Regions from separate parts of the Homo sapiens genome. Here region 2 is linked to region 1. The links are chromatin loops, found by intact Hi-C in ENCODE. Cell type or tissue: dorsolateral prefrontal cortex. All regions are shown on one strand.

Region 1 (8,000 bases):
AAATCACTCAGAACACCAGCTGCAAGAGCTCTGCTCACTGATTCATTCAGCAACTCTTTGCTCTATATCTGAGTGCAGGCACCACACCAGGCTTTAGGGATGGACTGGGGACATGGTCCCTGCCCTCCTGGAGCTTACATTCTAGGAGAAAGGCCCCACTCCCACAGGAATGCCCATCTTACCACGTGATTCTCCCCAAAATGGGGGATCCTTTTCCTTGCTTGTCCCTGGAGGACAGCTCAGATGCTTCTTCACTCTCGCTGCAAGGCTCAGGATGGAGGTCCTGGGGAGAAGGCCATTCTGGTTTCATTTACTTTTCTCTTTAGCTTCCTCTCTCTCCTCTTTCTGAACACCCTCCTTGCTATCTGGATGGAAGAAGGGGCAAAAGGAAGAAGGAATAAAATGTTCGTGAATGAAGAAGAACAGAAGAAAAAAGTTGAGGATGACAGGAAGGGAAGAGAACAAAGTAAGGCTGGGGATGACGACACCTGTGGCCAACCCAGTGATGGAGGGTGGGATGAATGTGAAGCCACCGAGGACCTGGATGTCCTCTCCCTTTTACCAAAGCCCTTCAGGCACTGACGGGACTGGGAAAAGAGGAGAGGACTGACAGATATGAAGAGATTGAGAAGAAACATCATCCAACCTTGTAGCAGCAACCCCCAAGGTCACCAGCCTGCTCAGATTTTTTTTTTTTTCAGTATGAAACACTTAACAATCCTTCTCACACTTGCCAGTAGCTTATGGCAGAGGTCAGCAAACTACAGCCTGTGGGATAATCCCACCTGCTGCCTGACTTTGTAAATAAAGTTTTATTGGAACACAGCCACTCTCAGTTCTGTATTGTCAAGGGCTGCTTTCACACTACAACACAGAGCTGATTAGTTGCAACAGAGACTGTGTGGTCTGCAAAGCCTAAAATATTTACTAGCTGGCTGCTTACAGAAAAAGTTTGCCAACCCTTGGGTGTTATTCCTAGGCTCTTGAGCCTTCAGAGTTCTAAAATTGCTTATCAATTCTTCAGCACTTCCTTTAAATCCACTCATCAAATATTTATAGAAGCCTACTGTATTAGAATATTCTCTTTTTGTTGCAAGTGATGGAAAACTCAGCTCACGTGGGCTCCAGCTAAAAAAGCGGGGGAGAGGGTTCTTGTTTCCTGTAACTGAAAAGTCCAGGGATTGAGGGACTTCAAGCATGGCTGACCCCAGGAGCTCAAACAACAGCAGCATGATATGGCGGTTAGAAACAACTTGCTTCTAACCAACAGAACACAGCAAAGGTGATGAGTTGTCATTTTCATGATTAGGTTACAAGAGATTATAACCTCCGTCTTGCTAGCAGACTCTCTCTCTTGCCTTCTCAGCTTGTGCACTCGGATGAAGATAGCTGCCATGTTGGAAGGGCCTGCATGGCCAGAAATGGAGGCAGCTTCCAGTCAACAACCAGTGAGGACTGAGACTCTCGATCAAACAGCCCTCCCAGGAACCAAATTCCACCAACAACCATGTGAGCTTGGGTGCAGATCTTTTCTCAATCAAACCTCCCGCTGAGATGCCAGCTATGGCTGACATCTTGCTTGCAAACTGATGAAAGACCCAGAAGCAGGGGACCTGGCTGAACTGCGCCCAGATTCCTGACCCATGGAAACTGTGAGATAATGAGAGAGAGAGAGAGAGAGAGAGAGAGAGAGAGAGAGAGAGAGTGTGTGTGTGTGTGTGTGTGTGTGTGTGTGTGTGTTTAAATATATATATTTTTCGTAGAGATGGAGTCTTGCTTTGTTGCCCAGGTTGATCTTAAACTTCTGGCCTCAAACGATCCTCCCAAAGTGCTGGGATTACAGGCGTGAGCCACCATGTCTGGCCATGTATGTTTTTTGGTTTTTGTGTTTTTTTTGAGACAGGGTTTTGCTCTGTCTTCCAGACTGGAGTGTGGCAGTGCAATCTCAGGTCACTGCAACCTCTGCCACCCGGGTTCAAGCAATTCTCCTGCCTCAGCCTCCCGAGTAGCTGGGATTACAGGCATGCACCACCGTGCCTGCCTAATTTTGTATTTTTAGTAGAGACAGGGTTTTGCCATGTTGGCCAGGCTGGTCTCGAACTCCTGACCTCAAGTGATCTGCTTGCTTTGGCCTCCCAAAGTGCTGGGATTACAGGTGTGAGCCACTGCTCCCAGTCCCACGTACATTGTTTTAAGCAGCCAGGTTTGTGGCAATTTTCTATGCAGCAATGAATAATGAATACATACCCTCATCTCTGAGAGAGGCTGGGAAGGTAATTTTTAGCTTGGTACATTGCCATCACCAACAAAATTGGGGTTCCCTACGAAAAAGGAGGAGAATGGATATTGCTGGGAAAGGCACAGGTATCTCACAGAAGCCACTGAGGCATACCTGGGAGGAGAAGCCAGTGTCTTGGATCAGGGCAGTGGCAGCAGGAATGGAGGGTAGCGATTGGATTCCTGGTTCCTGAGGTAGCAGCAATCTTATTTCTTTTAGAACAGTCTTCCTTTCACTTATTACCAGTTGGCAAGGTCCCCTTAGCTCCTCTCATACATGACCTGGTTCCTACACAGAGTTCCAGAAATGGAGCTCAAATCAGAAATCCAAAGCATTGCAGGAAAAACAGACTGGGCACAAAAGCCACTGGCTAGTTCCAAGTCACACCTTTCCTCTCATTCCCCGCTATTCAGTGGGTTTCTGGTAGTATGATTCAGTAGGATCTGGTAGTATGGCAAAAACCTCTTTCCTGGAGAGTTGAGAAAGTCTGCGATTCCAGATGCAGAAATAAAACTTATCCTTTAAAGTGTCTGCAGAAATGAAAAGAAACCCAGGTCCCTTTATAAATGTTTTAAAAATATACAGTACAGATTTGGGGGTCTAGACATGAATTTTATGGTTTAAAATCCAGCTAACCTAACCCTTCTGAGTCTCCACTTGGGGAGTTTGGAAAATGCATAATTTTAAGGGAGGCTGAATTTATGAGCGTTGTAGTTATAGCAACAGACACTTTAGATTCTGGGAGGCAGGTCCATGAGACTGTTACATAACAGTCAACTTTGTGGTTAAAAAAAAAAATGCAGGGAACACCAAGGCTGCTAAAAAATACATATAATAGAACCAAAAGACGAGGGAGATGGCAGGCAAGAGGGACAAAAATGAAGGCTGCAAAGGCTTTTTCAAAGAACATGATGAATCTTCTTGTGAAGGGGCAGGAGCTTCATCTCGCAGGCTTGCTGCTGCCAGCTCAGGCATGTAGGGAGAAACTCATCAGACAAAAGAGCAGACAAAAATATGGATGCAGCACTCAGGGGCCTGCCAAGCTGAGGATTAGGAAACAACAAAAAACACATGGATCGTGGAGGGGAGAGCTGCCTTCCGAGGGAACCTTGATCTAGGGAAGCCCAAAACGAAGGCATGGGTCAGGGCTGGGATGCTGTTTCCTCCTCTCATTTTCCTAATTCCGAGGCAGTCCCTACTATCCCGGGGAACTGTTCTTTGGAAGGTAGAGAGGTCAAAGATGCATCTCCCCAAGACTTCAGAAATCATGCTCTCTACCATGAAGCACTGGTACAAGATTGGAATCTCATGGTGCCCATGGTGTTGTGGTCGTGGAACAAGATTGGAGTCTCGTGGTGGTGTGATCGTGGGCAGAACAGCCTTTTGAACCAGGCAACAAGGGTCTTGCCCTGGCCTCCCACTTCAAAGGGTCCCCTCTGGGTTTGCGCCTCCTCAAAGGGGCAGATGTTTAAGGAGTCCATGGGACCAAGGAGATGTGCCCACCTGAGCCCCATGCACTCCCGCTTCCAGGCCCTAGTCTGGGTTCCTGGAATCCTTACTTCTCTGCCCAAGTAGCTGTAATCCTGTTTCCAGAATGTGCGTTGGCCTCTTCCCTTCTTTCTTTGTTGGAAGTCCAAACCTGCCCACCAGCATGTGCACCCAAGTCTGAGAGTTGACTTAGGGGCAGCTGTTTGAAGGACAGCGGGGATGGACATGGAGTTTGAAGGACATGGATATGCAGCTGGAGTGTCCACAAACGAGAGAGAGAGAGAGAGAGAGAGAGAGAGACAGAGACAGAGACAGAGACAGAGAGAGAAAGACAGCATGCATGAGTGAGGGACATTCTTCACAATGCAAAATGGAACGAGAGGTGGAACAGAAGGGGAGTGGGTGGAGTCAGGGCTGCTCTCCCTGCAAGATCACATTTGGGTGTGGAGGACCAAGGAGCCCGAGAAATCTAAAGTCCATCCTGGTGTTGCAGGGCATTAGGAAGATACATTTGTCCAAGTTGGAGGGTAGAACTTATTTTACATAGCATTTTGTACTGGGATGGATAATGTTTGAATACTTAGATATCGCTTTCATAAGCCCCCACTTGCACTCTTGCCACAGGGGCCAGCCTGAACACAGAGCTTGTGGTTCTGCTCTGCTTAGCTCCCATCATCCTGGCAGAAGGAGGAAAGGCAGTTGGAGGTGTCAAACCCTTTCCTACTGTGAAGTCAGACACTAAAAGATAATTCGGCAAGCTATAAAAAAAACAAAAAGCCCACTGGACCCTTGGCTGGAGTGCAACAGGGCCATCACGGTCATCCTCCATTGCACATGACACATGATGGCTGCAGAGTCATTATTCTGCTCCTGACATGTGCCCTCTCCTCCAGTGACTTCAGCCAGGGGCCCAGGCTCCTGCAAAGGAGCCCCTCACCCCTCACCTGCCCCCCAACCCCCTGCCTCCCCCGAGCTGGTCCACACAACTGAAGCAAAAAGCCATCTCCTATCTCAGCTTCAGACCCTAGCAAGAAAAATCAATAGCAGTTTGGCCCCTGGCCAGTCCTGTGTCACTCTGGACAAGCCAGTCTTATTTGCCATCCCCTAGATGAAGCCAGGGCACCAGAGCCTTCAGACAGAAAGAAGCCCAAATCCTCTTCCTAGGATGATCTTGGCATAGCCCTGATTTACAACCTCAGGGATCTGCTCCGGCCTCAGGTGCCCCAGCCGGGCAGTCTCCAGTCCGAGGGATAACTGAGCTGCCTGTTCAGCTATTTCTAGGCATAGCAGTGACCTCAGCTAGAGCCCCAGGCCCATCCAGGTGTGCCTGGTAAATGGATGGGATGGGCCTCTGAAATGTCTTTGCACGTGGGCTCAGAGTGCCTCTGAGAGAGGACTAGCCCTAAGGGAAAACAGAGCCGGGAGCCTTAAGCTTGGCCTAATAACAAAGCCTTGATTGTTAAGGAGGGCACATATACCATGAGGTCTGCTCTTAGGTTTTCTATTCCAGCCTGGCTTCCTGTAGACTGGGGTAGGAGGGAGGAGGGCCATAAAGACTGCAGGGAGAAAAAAGCTACAAGTTTTTTATTAAAACTCCATCAGGCCTTTCTGAGGGGGAATCATGTTTAAGCCTCCTTTCCCATACCCACTTCCCTCGGGAACACACAAATTAATAACGACAACATTGAGTTAGTGCTTATGTTGTGCCAGGCACCGAGCTAAGAACTTAGATCCATTTTCTCATTTAACTTTTACTACTATAGCCTGATGAAATAGTACATTTTTCATCAAGTACATTTTATGGATAAGAAAGCCAAGACACAAGGAGTGTCACCCAGATAGTAAAAAGGTCAAACCAGGGTTTCTTGTTGTCTTTTGTTTTGTTTTTTGAGACGGAGTTTCGCTCTTGTTGCCCAGGCTGGAGTGCAATGGTATGATCTTGGCTCATGGCAACCTCTGCCTCCTGGATTCCAGAGATTCTCCTGCCTCAGCCTCCCAACTAGCTGGGATTACAGGCACCTGCCACCATGCCTGGCTAATTTTTGCATTTTTAGTAGAGATGGGGTTTCACCATGTTGGCCAGGCTGGTCCTGAACTTCTGACCTCAGGTGATCCGCTTGCCTCGGCCTCCCAAAGTGCTGAGATTACAGGTGTGAGCCACTGTGCCCGGCCCAAACCAGGGTTTGAATCTTGGCCGTTCCACTACAGCCTCTTCTCTTTACCACTGAACCATACCAATCTGGTCAATTCTGGGAACTGAGTGGATCAGGTTTGAAGGAGAGTGAAGTTATATAATGCATTAAAAGATCAGGCCATGATTGCAATTCATAGATTCCACTTCTTCCATGTAGCCAGCATGCAAGAAAACATTAGACTTGTATCAGCAAGTGGTGGGAGGAATTAAAGGGATCAGAGCTCACCAGATTCTCTGGTTTGAAGCTGAATCAACTGTAGTAGTTTGAATGGCATCCCCTCAGAATTTGTGTTCATCAGCAACCTCAGAATGTGACCTTATTTGAAAATAGCCTCTTCACAGAAGTAATTAGTTAACAAGAAGTTATACTGGTTTAAGGTGGGACCTAAATACAATGACTGGTGTCCTTATAAGAAGAGGAGAGGAACACACAGAAGATAAGGCCATGTGAAGACAGAGGCAGGGATCAAAGCAAGGCAGCTACAAGCCAGGGAGCCCCAAGGACTTCCGACAACCCCAAACGCTAGGAGGAGTCAAGGAAGTATCCTTCCTCTCACCTTCAGTGGGAGCATGCTCCTGTCAATAGCTGGCTTCATGCTTCTACCTCTAGAACTGTGAGAGAAAGCATTGCTGTTGTTTTAAGCCATGCACTTCATGGTACTTGGTTACAGCAGTCCTAGAAAATTAATACAATAGTTTAGAAAAGCAAGGATGTTCCATGTGGTCCAATTGAGCTACCAAAGTCGTCTGTGTTGCAGTTCGGGGTCCAAGCCCCAGCTACCAAAACAATGTGACTTGGCTTCCTATTGGTCATTACTCCTTGTATGCGTATCTCTCTTAGATTGGTAGACAGTCATCTTTTTTCTTTGGCTGCCCAGCACTCATTTTACATTCTGATTTTTCCAGAAATCTTCATCTTTCATTCTAGATTACTTTTGGGGGAATTATCTCATTTTTGGTTAATGAGATCTGCAGGGAAAGTACTGCATCATGGGATGGGATCATCTCCCACTACAGAACTCAAAGGCACAGTCCCTGCCTCTCTCTAGCTTAATATGTTGGAGAACAGGCCCACCATGTAAGCTCAGGCAATTGGATTTTCTTTCCTGGGCTACTGTATAATGAAAGATCAAGAGTGAGGCCATTCCATGCAGGGTGACATGCTCGCAGAAAGGTTCCTGCTTGGAGACTGCTGCTGTGATTCATGCCATAGCCTCCAACATTGCCTTAGTTTCTGCTCCTATCCAAGTCTTATCCATTAGTCCAGAATCCATTTCCCATTCTAACAGCATGCAGATTTCCTTTTGGAAAATTACCTTCTGTCATTGTATGAGCATCTCCTATATGTTAGCTAGAGTTGATCTCTGTTGCTTGCAACCACAAACTCTAATTGATACACTGAAGAGACTGATGGAGAGGGGGCAGTTTGGCCTGAGCAGGACTTAAGTTTTGAAGGGCTTTTGGACAAAGAAAAAAATGAACCATAATACTATAACAACTTTATCCAAATACATGTATCACTGATGGGAGTGTAAATTGGTCTAATCACTTTGAAAGTCTGTTTGGCAGAACAGACACATGAAAAAATGCTCATCATCACTGGCCATCAGAGAAATGCAAATCAAAACCACAATGAGATACCATCTCACACCAGTTAGAATGGCAATCATTAAAAAGTCAGGAAACAACAGGTGCTGGAGAGGGTGTGGAGAAATAGGAACACTTTTACACTATTGTGGGACGGTAAACTAGTTCAACCATTGTGGAAGACAGTGTGGCGATTCCTCATGGATCTAGAACTAGAAATACCATTTGACCCAGCAATCCCATTACTGGGTATATACCCAAAGGATTATAAATCATGCTGCTATAAAGACACCTGCACACGTATGTGTATTGCGGCACTATTCACAATAGCAAAGACTTGGAACCAACCCAAATATCCATCAGTGATAGACTGGATTAAGAAAATGTGGCACATATACACCATGGAATACTATGCAGCCATAAAAAAGGATGAGTTCATGTCCTTTGTAGGGA
Region 2 (8,000 bases), 150 kb before region 1:
AGATCACTTGAGCACAGTAGGCGGAGGTTGTAGTGAGATGAGATCACACCACTGCACTCCCGCCTGGGCAACAGAGTGAGACTCTGCTTCAAAGAGAAAAAAAAAATTGTTTGAAACCCGTGGTTTTAGTGTAGATGCTGGTTAGAAGCACTGGCCAAGAAATGTCCAGTATAAATGTTTCCACAGATACATAAGACACATTCGAAGTCTACATTTTGACTTCCTTCCCCTCATTCGCTTCACTCACACCGGCTTCCTGGCTGTTCCTAAAACAGTTCCCTACCTTCAGGGCCTCAGAGCCTTCACACTTACTGCTTCCTTGGCTTGGAATGCTCTTTGCGCAGATACCCACATTCATTGTCAGCTGCCTCAATTCCTTCAGGTCTTTACGCAAAAGTCAATTCCTCACTGAGATTTTCCCTGGTCACGCAATCTACATCTGCATGTGTTTTGTTTCTTTTCCTTTCCTTTTCTTTTTTTTTTTTTTTTTTTTTTTGGAGACAGAGTCTTGCTCTGTTACCCAGGCTGGAGTGCAGTGGCAGGATCACAGCACGGCTCACTATAGCCTCAACCTCCTGAACTCAGACAATCCTTCCACCTCAGCCTCCTGGGTAGCTGAGACTACAGGCATGTAATACCACACCCAGCTAATTTTTCTTTTTTTTTCTTTTTTTTTTTTTTAAGTAGAGAGAGGGTTTCACCATGTTGCCCGGGCTGGTCTGGAGCTCCTGGGCTCAAGAGATCCTCCGGCCTCAGCTTCCCAAGTTGCTGGGATTATTGGCGTGAGGCACTGCACCCGGCCCAATCTAAAAATTTCATACACCAACCCACAACCTGATGTCCCATGTCCCTCTGTCCTGCTCTACTTTTCTCTCCTTAGCATACCCTACATTTGGCTCTTATAATGAGGAGACTTTTTCTCTAATGTACCCCACAGTTCAGTTATCTTGTTTAAGCAGATCCTTGCCCCAGTAGAATATATGCTTCATGATGGCAGGGATTTTATTTTTCTGCTGTGTTCCCCCCACCATCCCACCTAGTATATATCAAGTGCCTAGAACACTGACTAGTGTACATTCGTTGAAAAAAAAATCTCTTTCATTTAACAATATATTGAGTAGCAACTAGCTATCATGCTCATGCCAGGGAATGGAAGATCAGATAAACAAAATAGACTTCATTCCTAATCTTTTGGAGTTTACCTCCTAGTTGAGGAGCCAGACATTATACAAGTAATTACAATTGTGACAATTGCTACAAAGACAAAATACGAGATGAGAGGTGAGAGGGTGCTAAGAGAGGGAGGTTGTTGATGTAGCCGGTGGAGCCGGGAACTCCCCTGAAAAAGTTAAGTTGCCCACAAGAAAAAAAGGCAAAAGCAGTCAGGTGTCTGGTGCTTTGGAGGAGCTAAAGGCAAGCAGCTGTGGCCAGAGTCCCGCCAGAGAGGAGAAATGAGGCTGGAGAGGCAGGTGGCTGGATAGATCCATATGGCAGGGTAGGGAGTGAGTTGGGAGTGAGGTCTTTATCCTGAATGCGATGGAAGCCACTGATGAGTTTACAAGAATATGTCTACCTGGGACTGTCAGTGTCTGCCTTAAAGAATTAGATGCTGGGAGAAGCAGACTCCTTGGAGGAGGGGAGGTAGTGGAAGGACCTTTAAAGTGGCCCAGATTCAGACCATGAAGGGCAGCTTGGGTGGGCTTCCCTCCTTTCTTCAGCTCAAGAAAGAAGTGAAAGCCACTGAGGCTTGCCAATGGGAAGGGCTGGAAAGTTATCAACTCAGGCTTCCTCCTGCCGTTAAATTTGCAAGTGCTACTCCCTAGACGGAAACCTGAATACTCACTAAGCCTAGGACTTTGAACCTTAGGAATCCCCAATGAAGGTATTATAAACAAGTGAGAGAAAAAAGGTTTGCTCCAAACACCTCAGTGCTTACCCCTGCCCCACCCATGATACACCTTCTTATGGTCTGAGTCCCACACCCTGATCGGGGGTGACATTTTCAACAATCTGCAGTGCAATGAGAAAAATAAAGGGTAAATGTATGAGTACTTTCCTATGACCAGATAAATTACCAATGGTTGATTCTTGGGAAAGACTATTTTTTATTCTGAGATGATGTTCTTTCACTTTTTTTCTTTTTTCAGAGGTTTGGGTAATTTAAGCGTCCCTTCTTTAATGGAATGATGGCAATAGTACGTGGCAGTTGCCTTTCCTAAAATGTCCTCAATTGACCAGATCACCAGTGGGCAATTCGGTGTTGATTTCTCAATTCTCTGCCCTCGCTGATTTTATCCGTGTAGTTTTAAGGGCACCAAGACCTAGATGATCTTAATGAAGCTTTCCGAGTTATGTGTGATTGAGGGGAAGAGGAAGGAGAAAACTGTATCACGAGGTGACTGAAAAAGCCACCCAAGAAGGAGTGAAGCCAGAAAGGTTAAAATGTCAATCCTAATAGCTAGGAATTAATGCCCTGCTTTGCACATAATATTCCTTCAGTGGCTTAAAAGAGAAAACTGTTGCTTGGAGCAGCTACCTACCTGGAGCTGGAGGGTCTTAGGAACTAGGGAGAACCCAGCTCATCTCACTTAAAGCCTGAGGCTTGTGCTGGTATCACTGGGTACATCTGGAGACTAATGCTGAAGATAAGATTAACTTCTAAAGAAGCTCCCCTGGAGTCAGAGCGAGATGGAACTTCCCTGACCATCTGCGTTGAACCTTCACCAGATTTTGCAACCTGGTGACATTTTACAGTGTCATCTGTGCACGTGCTTATCAGAGATGTGAAGTTTCATTGATCTGCCTCTTCCATAGTAGGAAATATCACAAGTCAAAATTGTCCTGGCTTATACGTCACACCCTCGACAAAAATTAACTCAAACTGTATCATAGACCAACATGTGAAACCTAAACCTATAAAACTTCCAGAAGAAAATATAGGAGAAAATCTTTGTGGCCTTGGGTAGGCAAAGGTTTCCTAGATATTAAACGAAAAGCACGATCCATAAAAGAAAAAGTTGATAGCTTCTACACCATCAAAGTTAAAAACTTCTCTCTGAAAGACACTGTTAAGAATATGAAGGGACAAATCAAAGACAGAAAATATTTGCAAAGCACATATCTGATAAAAGACTTATATCCAGAATATATGAAGAACTTTTACCGTGCAATAAGAAGACAAGCCACCTAATGAAAACATGAACAAGAGATGTGAGTGGACACTCCACCAAAAGATACACGAATGCACAATAGGTACATGAAAAGATGCTCGACATCATTATTCATTAGGGAAATGCAAATTGAAACCACAAAGAGACACCACTGCACATCAGAATGGCAAAAAAGACAAAAAAACAAACAAAAAAAACCACCTGACAATCCCAAGTGCTGGAGAGGATGTGGAGTGACCCTCACACATTGCCAGTGGGAGTGCAATATGGTACAGTTCCTCTGGAAAAACAGTTTGGCAGTTTCTTATAAAGTTAAACATACACTTACCATATGAGCCAGCAGTCCCACTCCTAGGGATTTACCAAAAAAAATGAAGACATATGTTCACATAAAAACCTGTGCTCAGATATTTATAGCAGCTTTATTCATAATCACCAAAACTTGGAAACAACCCAAATGCCCTTTAACTGGCGAGAAAATAAACAAATTGTGGCACATCCATACCATGGAATACTACTCATCAATTAAAAGGAACACACTACTGATCTATGCAATGTGGATGAATCTCAAATACATTATCCTAAGTGAAAGAACACAGTCTCAAAAGGTCACATACTGTGTGGTTCCATTTACGTAACTTTCTGGAAAAGGCAAAATTAGAGGGATACAGAACAGATCAGTGGTTGCCAAGGATTAGGGGTGGAGGGAGCATTTGACTACAAAGGAGTGGCAGCAAAAAAGAATGCAGGGGGAGGGTGGAAGTTATCTACATCTTGACTATGGAGGTACTTAGAAGATAGAATGCATTTGTCAAAACTCAGACCTGTACATCAAAACGAGTAAATTTTGCTACTCAGGAGGCTGAGGCAGGAAGATTGCTTGAACCTAGAAATTTGAGGCTGCAGTGAGCTATGGTCATGCCACTGCTCTCCAACCTGAGAGACAGAACAAGAACCTGTCTCTGAAAAAAGGTAAGTAAATTTTACTGTATATAAGTTACATCTCAATAACTCTGGATTGAAAAGTTCCCTAAGCATCTACACTCCATATTCCTTCCCCTCTTAAAGTAATAACCATAAGACCTAGCATCGTGTAGCTTTGCTGTCTGCCTGGCACTGTGAATAATCCTGTCCTTTCCAGAGTATTCTTCTTTTCAGTAATTTATCCAGTTACTCAAGCCATAATCCTTGGAGTTATCCTTGACTTCTCTCTTTTTCTTATACCCTACATCAGTCCAGCCTTTGCACTTGACCTTCAGTATATATCCTGAATCTGACCACTTCCCATTATCTCTATTGCTGTCGCTCCAGTCCAACAAAGAATTACTTCTCAGCCTCCTAACTGAAAAGAGGAGGACTTCTAGTCTTCTCTTCTTGCACTCTGTACTGTCAGGATATGCTTGGTTATGCTATGGTAACCCTCCCAAATCTTCGTGATTTATCCCAACAAAGTGATTAAAGGGATTTCTTGCTAAAGCCACTTGTCTGCAGGTCAACACCTCCACCCTGTCTCTCCTCACTCTTTGGACCTAGGCTGTGGTGGCCTGAATGTGTCCCCCACAATTCATGCGTTGGAAATTTAATTCCCAATGCAACAGTGTTGGGAAGTAGTGCCTTTGCAGAGGTGTTTAGGTCATGAGGGCTCTATTCTCATGAATGGATTAATGCTGCTATAAAAGGGCATGGCAGAGGGAGTTCATCCTCTTTGCCCTACTGCATTCTGCCATGTGAGGACACAGCGTTCCTCCCCTCTGGAGGATACAGTGTTCAAGGTGCCACCTTGGAAGCAGAGAGCAGCCCTCAATAAATGCTAGCACCTTGATCTTGGACTTCCCTGCCTCCAGAACTGTGAGACAATAAATTTCTGTTCTTTATAAATTACCCAGCAGTCTTGGGTGTTTTGTGATAGCAGCACAAACAAAGACCCAGGCTTTCTGAGCTGCATCCAGCTTGAACATCATTGGTGGCTGTAAAGGAGCTCTAGAGGCACGCATTCTGGCAACCAGCTGCCTGGCCTGGAAGTGACACAGTGACCTGTGCTCACAACTCATTGGTCAGAGTCTCATGGCCACGCTGCACAACAGGAAGCATAAACAGGAAGCCAGCATGTGCCCAGGAGGTAGAGAGCAAGAAATATTTGGCCATCGGCCTTGTGATTACCATGATTCTTTAAAGTCTTCTCTCAAAACCACGTCAAGAGATCCTTTTAAGATGCTGGTGACTCACCTGCACAAAATCCTCAAATGACTTTCATGACATTTAGATGAAAATCCAGAATCTTGACTCTGGCCTTCAAGACCTGCTAACTTCATCCACCCCTGGCTTCTTCACCCCCAGCTCAGCTCTAGGAACTTGGGCCCCTTGCTGTTTCCTGCCATGTCCGGCCCCTCCTCAGGGCCTTTCTGCCTGTTCTCCTCTGGATATTCCCACAGCTACATTGCTCTCATAGTCCAGGTGGATGCTAAATGCCCCTTCTTCAGGGAGGACTTCCCTGACTAGGACATCTTACATAGCATAATCCCCAGTCACTGCCACCCTCACCCTGCTTTATCTTTCTTTACACCCTTAGCATGACCTAGCACTGTATGATGGTGTGTGTGTGTGTGTGTGTGTGTGTGTGTGTGTGTATGTATGTTTTGGCCTGGTTCATCCAGTAGAATGTAATATTTGTTGGGACAGGGACTTTCCTTTGTTCAATCCTAGTTTGTGGGCCTGTCTCCCTGTGAGTTTTTGCCATAGCAGTCCAGCCACACATGCCAGAGCCCAGGAAATGGATGATGAACTTTAGTACATTCCAGTTTGAGCCTTGTGAATATTCAGGTGAGTGGTTCCCTATGATGGTATGATTTCCTTCAGTTTTTCCATAATTTTTTTTTTTTTGAGATGGAGTTTTGCTCTTTGTTGCCCAGGCTAGAGTGCAATGGCGTGATCTCGGCTCACTGCAACCTCTGCCTCCCAGGTTCAAGCAATTCTCCTGCCTCAGCCTCCCGAGTAGCTAGGATTACAGGTGTGCACCACCACGCCTGGCTAATTTTGTATTTTCGTAGAGACGGGTTTTCTCCATGTTTGTCAGGCTAGTCTCCAACTCCTGACCTCAGGTGATCCGCCCTCTTCAGCCTCCCAAAGTGCTGGGATTACAGGCATGAGCCACTGTGCCCGGCCGTGTTTTTTGTTGTTATTGTGATTATTGTTGTTTGTTTTTTGAGAGAGGGTCTCACTCTGTTCCCAGGGCTGGAGTGCAGGGGTATAATGTCATCTCACTGCAGCCTTGACTTCCTGGGCACAAGTGATCCTCCCACCTCAGCCTCCCAAGTAGCTGGGACTACAGGCATATACCACCATGCCCAGCTACTTTTTGTATTTCTTGTAAAGACGGGATTTCACCCTGTTGCCCAGGCTGGTCTCGAGCTCCTGGGTTCAAGCAATTCACCTGCGTCAGTCTCCCAAAGAGCTGGGACTACAGGCGTAAGTCACTGCGCCTAGCCAGTTCTGCAATGTTTATTAAAGCCCCGGGCCCAGAAATTGCTTCCCCAGCAGCTTGTTCTTTTTTTATTATTATTTTATATTTGAGACAAGGGTCTATTTTTCTCAGGCTGGTCTCGAACTCCTGAGCTCAAGAGATCCTCCTTTCTTGGCCTCCCTAGTATCTGGGACTACAGGCACATACCACTGTGCTCGGCTACTGGCAGCTTGTCCTTGATACTTGAATTTCCACCCTTAGAGTCAGAGTCATAGAATGTTGAAGATGGAATGAAGAGTTAAGACCATCCATCTAGTACTGTCTTAGTTCAGAGGCAAAAACCCAGGGGCAGAGAGATCACAGAGGGCCTTCACATACATTGTTGCCTCTCACAGCTGCCTCTGTGTGAATTACCATTGACACTGGCAGGGTATGTAGTTCATCCAAGTTCATTCCTGCAACTCTCCAGGTTTTGTACCTGGACTTCAAAACCTGCTTTTCTGATTGCAGATTCTATTATGCTGCAAATGGAATCCCTAGAACTCAAATATCCTGACATTCATTAAGAGTAAGGTTAAGAAAGAGACTTACCCACAGGAACATCTAATAATGTTCGGGTCTATGTACACATTGTTATGAGCTGAACTGTGTCCCCACCCCCACTCCCAAATCAATATGTTGAAGCCCTAGTCCTGGCTACCTCAGAGTTTGACTGTATTAAAGATAGAGTCTTTAAAGAGGTGATTAAGTTAAAATAATGCCATTTGGGTGAGCCCAGTCTGACTGGTAACCCTATAAGAAGAGGAAATTTAGACACTCTACATAGAAAAATGAAGACAAATGCACACACAGAGGAAAGACCGCGTAAAGACACAGCAAGAAGGTGGCCTTCTGCAACCCAAGGAGAGAGGCCTCAGGAGAAACCAAACCTGCTGACACCTTGATCTTGGACTTCTAGGTCCTGAACTGTGAGGAAATAAATCTCTGCTGTTTAAGTAGAACAGTTTGAGTTACTTTGTTACAGCAGACCCAGCAAACTTATCCACACATCATGAGTTTGTGGGTAGCTAAAGAGAGGCTGCCCTGGCCAGGTGCAGAGGTTCACACCTGTAATCCCAGCACTTTGGAATGCCGAGGTGGGCGGATGGCTTGAGCTCAGGAGTGCAAGACCAGCCTGCCCAACATGACAAAACCCTGTCTCTACAGAAGATACAAGAATTAGCCGGGCATGGTGGTGCATGCTTGTAATCAGCTACTCAGGAGGCTGAGGTGGGAGGATCGCTTGAGCCAGGGAGGTCAAGGATGCAGTGAGCTGAGATCATGCTACTGCACTCCAACCTGGGCAACAGAGCGAGACCCTGCCAAAAAAC

What was found. Peaks named below come from ENCODE experiments on the same cell type or tissue, not always from the same donor. Only the 100,000 strongest peaks of a DNase experiment are listed, where the experiment ranks them.
Region 2: it touches region 1 in a loop (2.6-fold over the local background); 6 of 110 quality-filtered maps call a loop at or near these places.

Annotation. Positions count from the first base shown.
Region 1 is chr3:72,601,379-72,609,378 of GRCh38, forward strand. It overlaps LOC105377161 (a long non-coding RNA gene), which reads right to left. Exons shown (of 11, transcript XR_940962.3): 9 at 6,518-6,636; 10 at 183-365. Among named protein-coding and RNA genes, the nearest start is that of RYBP, 160 kb to the left of the region's middle. RefSeq lists a silencer at 4,747-4,947. In dorsolateral prefrontal cortex, no CTCF peak of the experiment used is centred here; a DNase peak (open chromatin) is centred at 3,250; H3K27ac peaks cover 2,448 bases.
Region 2 is chr3:72,450,204-72,458,203 of GRCh38, forward strand. No RefSeq gene overlaps it. Among named protein-coding and RNA genes, the nearest start is that of RYBP, 7.6 kb to the left of the region's middle. In dorsolateral prefrontal cortex, no CTCF peak of the experiment used is centred here; no DNase peak of the experiment used is centred here.